Regions from separate parts of the Homo sapiens genome. Here regions 1 and 3 are each linked to region 2. Evidence: read pairs that join two places in POLR2A ChIA-PET (ENCODE). Cell type or tissue: MCF 10A. All regions are shown on one strand.

The links. ChIA-PET counts read pairs that join two places held together with the same protein. Peaks named below come from ENCODE experiments on the same cell type or tissue, not always from the same donor. Only the 100,000 strongest peaks of a DNase experiment are listed, where the experiment ranks them.
Region 1: POLR2A ChIA-PET joins it to region 2 with 11 read pairs; 4 of 35 experiments call an interaction of 5 or more read pairs at or near these places.
Region 3: POLR2A ChIA-PET joins it to region 2 with 11 read pairs; 2 of 35 experiments call an interaction of 5 or more read pairs at or near these places.

The regions. Positions count from the first base shown.
Region 1 is chr1:161,611,544-161,614,043 of GRCh38, forward strand. TRL-CAA6-1 (tRNA-Leu (anticodon CAA) 6-1) reads right to left here and starts at 486; the gene lies at 403-486. RefSeq lists enhancers at 243-937, 938-1,631, 1,376-1,425. In MCF 10A, no CTCF peak of the experiment used is centred here; DNase peaks (open chromatin) are centred at 646 and 1,088.
Region 2 is chr1:161,539,250-161,541,749 of GRCh38, forward strand. TRN-GTT1-1 (tRNA-Asn (anticodon GTT) 1-1) reads left to right here and starts at 992; the gene lies at 992-1,065. RefSeq lists a silencer at 968-1,197. In MCF 10A, no CTCF peak of the experiment used is centred here; a DNase peak (open chromatin) is centred at 942.
Region 3 is chr1:161,620,220-161,622,719 of GRCh38, forward strand. No RefSeq gene overlaps it. Among named protein-coding and RNA genes, the nearest start is that of TRL-CAA6-1, 9.4 kb to the left of the region's middle. In MCF 10A, no CTCF peak of the experiment used is centred here; DNase peaks (open chromatin) are centred at 262 and 1,462.

The DNA.
Region 1 (2,500 bases), 72 kb after region 2:
CAGCTAAGACTGTAGAGCAAATTAAAGGATCCTGTGTTGAGGGCGTTCTCTTGTTTAGTCAAAGGAGATGGTATCTGCCTGCCTTAGTGTGCTTGACGCACAGAAAGGGCTCAACACATTGTTGTTGAATAAAAGAATGGATAAATTGACACTGGGAAGTTGGAGTCCAAAGTTAAACTTAGTCTCAACTGCTCCCTGTTTTCATAGACCAGACTCCAGCCTACAATACAGGAAAAATAGATTTAGTTCTATATGTGCAGAGAAGCACAAATAATTTTCGTAAATGTAGATACCCAGGATAAAACGCAGTGTTGACCGATCGAAAAGTCTTTCTCTAAGAATTCAAACATAATTGCTGGTTGGTTCAAATCAGGAGGAAAAGTAAGGATGGAAAACATACGTTGTCAAAAGTGGGATTCGAACCCACGCCTCCAGCGGAGGGTGCGATTTGAACGCAGCGCCTTAAGACTGCTCGGCCATCCTGACACACGTTTTGCTAAACTTCCTAATTTCTCCTAATTTTATCATATACTGATGGTGCACGCTATCAGGTCACATTAATGTGTCTATTTACTGTTTCAAATAAAATTGTAACTCTCTCTAGACCTTGTCGCAAAGCGGGAAAAATGAAACAGCCTCCGACAGCTCTTTCCTCTTTCCTCACTACCCAAACTAAACCTTAAGGCTCCATTTTCCCTGGCGACTCTTCGAGCGCCCCTCTGCTTCTGTAGAGGGGTCGAGCCATGTCAAGGTAGACCCTGTGTCGGCCCGTCTCCCTCGGATCCTCCGCACCAATCACTGTTGCTGAATCCGACACCCGGCGGATCCAGTGCGGAGTCTCGAACAGCTGCGGAGCTGGGAGCTACGGGACATGAGGAGTGCGGGGGGGAAGAGAAGACGGCGGAGGAAAATCCCCCGGCGGTGCTCAACTGCGGCTTTCTCTCTCGGCTGTGAGCCGGCTCCGCCCTCCGGCTTCCAGAGCAAGTGGCTTCTGCGTTCACCGCCCCCCGCCGTTTGTGGGGCGGGGCCGATTCATAAGAATCGGTTCTCACCAATGGAGGGCTTAGCATGTTTAACCTCAGGATCATAAACAAAAGACACTGCTAGAACGGTCGGGAAAGTCATACGCTTTGCTTATCTTATATATAGATTTCTAAAATTCCAAACCGGGGACGCGTTGGTGGTGTAGTGGTGAGCACAGCTGCCTTTCAAGCAGTTAACGCGGGTTCGATTCCCGGGTAACGAAACGTTTTTGTCTTTCCTTCTACGAAAAACTTTTCTGAGCCGGAGCCTCCAGCGCGCTGTGTATTCGTTTTACGCCTCAACGAAACTGCAGCAATACCTCACTTTCCGTACTCGCTTCCTGTCTTTCCCCTGGCCTCTTTCTAAACCCAGGCTTTTTTTGAAGGGATTAAATTCTGATGGTTCTTTCCTCCCTTCCTTCCTTTGTAAACTTCCAACTCTTGAGGAATCTTTGGGATCATTTCAATCCTGGGATGAGTCTTAGCTTCAGAAAGGGGCTCTTGTGTCTTCACTTGCGAGGTTCATTCGCTAGCCTCTACAAATCATCACTTAAGCCCCTAATTATTCCCGGCCGAGGTCCTAGGCTAAGGTCCCGGGCCAAGCTTTCTAATTAGTCCCAGGCCAAGGTCCCAGGCCAACCTAAATCACGCATTCTCCAAAACAGCCGGCAAACTAAGCACATTCCTTCCCGTTTCCAGTCCATAAACCCCCCCCCCCAAGTGGCCTCATAGTAAGCAACTCATTCGGGCCCCCTCTCTGCTGGCAAAAAGCTCAGATGTACTGGACTGTGCATTTGATTTGGAACTGAGTTACATGGGAGAGAAGCAGGGATTCAGTTTGGCTGGGAATCAAACTCTTTTGATAATTTCCTAATAAACTGATAGTCATTAGATGACTTGTAGTCTCGATAAGTTGAAACTTTTTCCTAACATGCTGTTTATGATACTGAGTTCTTTGTCACCGGTTGAACTAACAGCAATTGTATTCACAAATTTTCCAGCCTTTAAAATACTGTCTGAGGGTTTTATGTATCCGTTATCTTTTATTATACAAAAGTCATTTATTGGAATGACATATATAATTAGATTGACCCTAACCATTCAGGCTGGATGAGGCAACACAGTGTGAAGATTAAGTGCATGGGCTCTGTTGTGCTTCCTGTGTTTGAATCTTGGCTCTCTTTGTCTCCATTTCCTCCTGTAAAAGAGGATAATGATGATAATTTTAATTCTTCAATGGGTTAATATATAAACATATATTACAAATGTATAAACATTGCCAGGAGGGTCCATTGTTAATGCCTGTAGTGGGATGATGTTTGAGATTTTAAGTCTCATTCCCTAAAATGGAGGTGAAATTCAACAGGGATGGGAAGAAAGAACATCTGCACCTCAGCCACCCTTTAGCTCCAAACCTCCCTTATGCTCTCATCTGCCCCACAGCCTCCATCCTGTAACAAGAGGACCAGCTGTGCCAG
Region 2 (2,500 bases):
ACAATAAACATACGTGTGCATGGTAGGGAACATCACACACCGGGACCTGTCGTGGGTGGGGGAAGGAGGGAGGGATAACATTAGGAGAAACACCTAATGTAGATGACGAGTTAATGGGTGCAGCACACCAACATGGCACATGTATATGTAACGAACCTGCACCTTGTGCACATGTAGCCTAGAACTTAAAGTATATATATATATGAATAAAGTATATATACATATGAATTAAAGAAAAAAAAAAAGCCTTTTTAGACCCAGCACTGACGAGGTTCCCTAGGTCGATGGTGGTGGAATTAGGGGTCTCTGTCCTCAGATATTTGGATCTGGATATGTCAGCATGAAAGTCCTTAAGTTGCACGCATTTTTTAAAAAATATTTTTTATTTCCAAGCTGAATACCATTAATTGGAATGTTACAGGCTTTTTAAGCTCCGTGTTCTGTCTGCATGTCTAATATGCCGGTAGAAACCTTTCAAAACAGCGTGGGTTGAAGACTAATTTTGTAACACAAAACTCACTTACTTAGACATCACATTTTGCTGGACGTGATTGGACCTGAAAGAAAATATTTTTAATGCTCACGATAATAAGCTTATTATGAGTCAGCACTAAACGTGTGCACATGCATACATAAGTTGTCTACATCAGCAAAAAAAGCTTATCGTCGTACTTCTCTGACCAAAATCAACGGAACCCCCGAACCCACAGAGAGCATCCATTTTGGATTCCCCGAAGACCCTTCGTTCCTGCATTCTCTTCTGCTCTCCTTTTCTCAACCTCTTCTGCTGGAAGCTGAGTCCTGCTCCAGATCTAGGCAAGTGCTAGCGCAGAAAAAAGACCTGCCTCGCTCAGGGCTATGAGCCGCGCCCTGAAGCACGGAAAGCTAATTGTGTCACTGGTTTCAAATCAACCTCAATTTTTTTGGAGACGTGAGTGCTGAGCATTTTTTCTTCAGTGAAGTGACTTGGCAGCCAAAATCGCCAACGCCCGTCTCTGTGGCGCAATCGGTTAGCGCGTTCGGCTGTTAACCGAAAGGTTGGTGGTTCGATCCCACCCAGGGACGGAAGTCGCATTTTGTGAACCCTGGGTTTTTGAAACTTTGACTGAAAAAACTGCGTGCGATGCTATCCGCTGGGAGCGCTGGGGCCTTGGCGCTCAAAACCAGCCGCGGTGCTAACCGCAGGGAGCTCTGGTAGCAGACCTCCGCGTTGTGTGGTTCCCAATGTCCTCTTCTGCCTTAGTGCTGTACGGGTAATTTTGAGGTATTTGGTTTTTCCGACTAGGGTTGTAGTGATAACTCTTAGCTGCTTAACCACGGCAATTACGTTATGGAAACTGACACTTTAAGAAAATTTACTGACCAAAGGAAGTAAGTACTAATAATACCAAAACGAATTGTTTGTCTTTCCACCAAACCTGTACCTGCCTTGCCTTTCTATTTCCTAACTCAGAAAACGGGCACTATGTGTGGAACCTGGTCCTTAGTCACGCCGTGTACTGCTGGCTGCCAATTCTTGGAGAGTCGGCCTCCTAAATACCTTGTTGATTAAGCACCTTCCTCTCCAGCCTCACCGCCAGTTACTTCCTCATTGCTCCCTTTGGGTTACTGCATCCTGCCTTGCTGCCCTATTTGGCTTCTGGTCTTCAACTCTCCTGTCCCGTCCATCCATCAAGTAGTTGCGAGAGAATCCTTCTAAAATACTATACGGTACAAACCTGGTCTGCTTAAACTCTCTCAATGTATTGCAGGGTCTGATACGATCTCCTTAGTTTGGAAGGTAATGCCCTTCATGATCTGGCCCTGAAACTCTTTCCTCTCCCTCACCGACACAGAACCAAACTGCTTTCTTGAACTCACACTCTGGTTTTTGAATCTTTGCCTATGAACCTTGGGCTTTTCTTCTCTTCTTTGCCTGGCGAACTCCTACTCATCCTTCATGACCACACCCCCCAAATCAAGCCTCTTTTCTGCAGCCCTTTCTTCATTCTCTTCCTATTTAACTGTTTTTCTCACTAGAAATAAAGCTTCTCCAGGGAATGACCCTGTGTTGTTCATCTGGTATCTTCAGCACCTGAACTCAAGCTTGCACATTGTAGGTAGTAAATAAATGTGAGTTGAATGTCCAAGGTTTCCAAATGCACCTGTGTCGTGTCGGAATCTTATGTAATATTTATGTATGCAATCTAGCTTGAATCGTCTTGGTATATAGCTCATAATTCATACAATCAGGCTGACCCTCTACCTCTGCCCAGGCCTCTACCTCCTGTGTAGCTGTGCCTTCTCCTATCTGCCCCAATGCTCTAAAACGATCTCTAATGCTTATTCACCCTCCTATCCCATACTTCCCATAAGAATCCTCCTTAGCCCAATTGTCTCAGCAAGATTTGGAAAGCAAGCTGGCTAATTTATATGAGTTGTGGTGAGATGGTTGCTGGGAGGAGGGGGTGTTTCTTACCAATCCAAACCAATCTCTGTTACAATGTTGGACAAAGGGAAG
Region 3 (2,500 bases), 81 kb after region 2:
TTACATAAGATATAAAATATGTGTACACATAAACATATATGCATATATAATTTCTGCATATGCATATCTATGTTTGCATGTCTTCTCATTTCACTAAACATCATTGAAAACTTCCACCTGCAACTAAACTGGAGCCCACTGATGACAGAGGATGGCAGGGCAGAAAGAAAGGAGATTCTGTGTGGAGGCTATGGAGAGGCCCTGGGTCTTGGGCAGTATAGAAAATGGCTTTTGTCCAAGTGTTCTTATTGCTCAATTCCCACCTATGAGTGAGAACATGCGGTGTTTGATTTTCTGTCCTTGCGAAAGTTTGTTTAGACTGATGGTTTCCAGCTTCATCTATGTCCCTACAAAGGACATGAACTCATCCTTTTTTATGGCTGCATAGTATTCTATAGTGTATATGTGCCACATTTTCTTACTCCAGTCTATCATTGATGGACATTTGGGTTGGTTCCAAGTCTTTGCTATTGTGAATATTTCCGCAATAAACTTACGTGTGCACGGGTGGGGAACATCACACACCGGGACCTGTCGTGGGTGGGGAAGGGGGGAGGGATAACATTAGGAAAAACACCTAATGTAAATGACGAGTTAATGGGTGCAGCACACCAACATGGCACATGTATACATATGTAACAAACCTGCACCTTGTGCACATGTAGCCTAGAACTTGAAGTATATATATATGAATTAAAGAAAAAAAAGGCTTTTTAGACCCAGCACTGACGAGATTCCCTAGGTCGATGGTGGTGGAATTAGGGGTCTCTGTCCTCAGACATTTGGATCTGGATATGTCAGCATGAAAGTCCTTAAGTTGCAGGCATTTTTTAAAAAATATTTTTTATTTCCAAGCTGAATACCATTAATTGGAATGTTACAGGCTTTTTAAGCTCCGTGTTCTGTCTGCATGGCTAATATGCCCGTAGAAACCTTTCAAAACAGCGTGGGTTGAAGACTAATTTTGTAACACAAAACTCACTTACTTAGATATCACATTTTGCTGGACGTGATTGGACCTGAAAGAAAATATTTTTAATGCTCACGACAATAACCTTTTTATGAGTCAGCACTAAACGTGTGCACATGCATACATAAGTTGTCTACATCAGCAAAAAAAGCTTATCGTCGTATTTCTCTGACCAAAATCAACGGAACCCCCGAAATCACAGAGAGCATCCATTTTGGATTCCCCGAAGACCCTTCGTTCCTGCATCCTCTTCTGCTCTCCCTTTCTCAGCCTCTTCTGCTGGAAGCTGAGTCCTGCTCCAGATCTAGGCAAGTGCTAGCGCGGAAAAAAGACCTGCCTCGCTCAGGGCTGTGAGCCGCGCCCTGAAGCACGGAAAGCTAATTGTGTCACTGGTTTCAAATCAACTTCAAATTTTTTGGAGACGTAAGAGTGCTGAGCATTTTTTCTTCAGTGAAGTGACTTGGCAGCCCAGGTCGCCAACGCCCGTTTCTGTAGCGCGATCGGTTAGCGCCTTCGGCTGTTAAACGAAAGGTTGGTGGTTCGTTCCCACCCCGGGACAGAAGTCCCACTTTTGTGAACCTTGAGTTTTTGAAACTTTCACTGAAAAAAACCGCGTGCGATGCTATCCGCCGGGAGCGCTGGAGCCTTGGCTCTCAAAACCAGCCGCGGTGCTAACCGCCGGGATCCCTGGCAGCTGACCTCCGCGTTGTGTGGTTCCCAATGTCCTCTTCTGCCTTAGTGCTGTACGGGTAATTTTGAGGTATTTGGTTTTTCCGACTAGGGTTGTAGTGATAACTCTTAGCTGCTTAACCACTGCAATTACGTTATGGAAACTGACACTTTAAGAAAATTTACTGACCAAAGGAAGTAAGTACTAATAATACCAAAACAAATTGTTTGTCTTTCCACCAAACCTGTACCTGCCTTGCCTTTCTATTTCCTAACTCAGAAAACGGGCACTATGTGTGGAACCTGGTCCTTAGTCATGCCATGTACTGCCGGCTGCCAATTCTTGGAGAGTCGGCCTCCTAAATACCTTGTTGATTAAGCACCTTCCTCTCCAGCCTCACCGCCAGTTACTTCCTCATTGCTCCCTTTGGGTTATTGCATCCTGCCTTGCATGCCCTATCTGGTTTCCGGTCTTCAGCTCTCCTGTCCCGTCCATCCATCAAGTAGTTGCCAGAGAATCCTTCTAAAATACTATACGGTATAAACCTGGTCTGCTTAAACTCTCTCAATGTATTGCAGGGTCTGATACGATCTTCTTAGTTTGGAAGGTAATGCCCTTCATGATCTGGCCCTGAAACTCTTTCCTCTCCCTCACCGACACAGAACCAAACTGCTTTCTTGAACTCACACTCTGGCTTTTGAATCTTTGCCTATGAACCTTGGGCTTTTCTTCTCTTCTTTGCCTGGCGAACTCCTACTCATCCTTCATGACCACACCCCCCAAATCAAGCCTCTTTTCTGCAGCCCTTTCTTCATTCTCTTCCTATTTAACTGTTTTTCTCACTAGAAATAAAGCTTCTC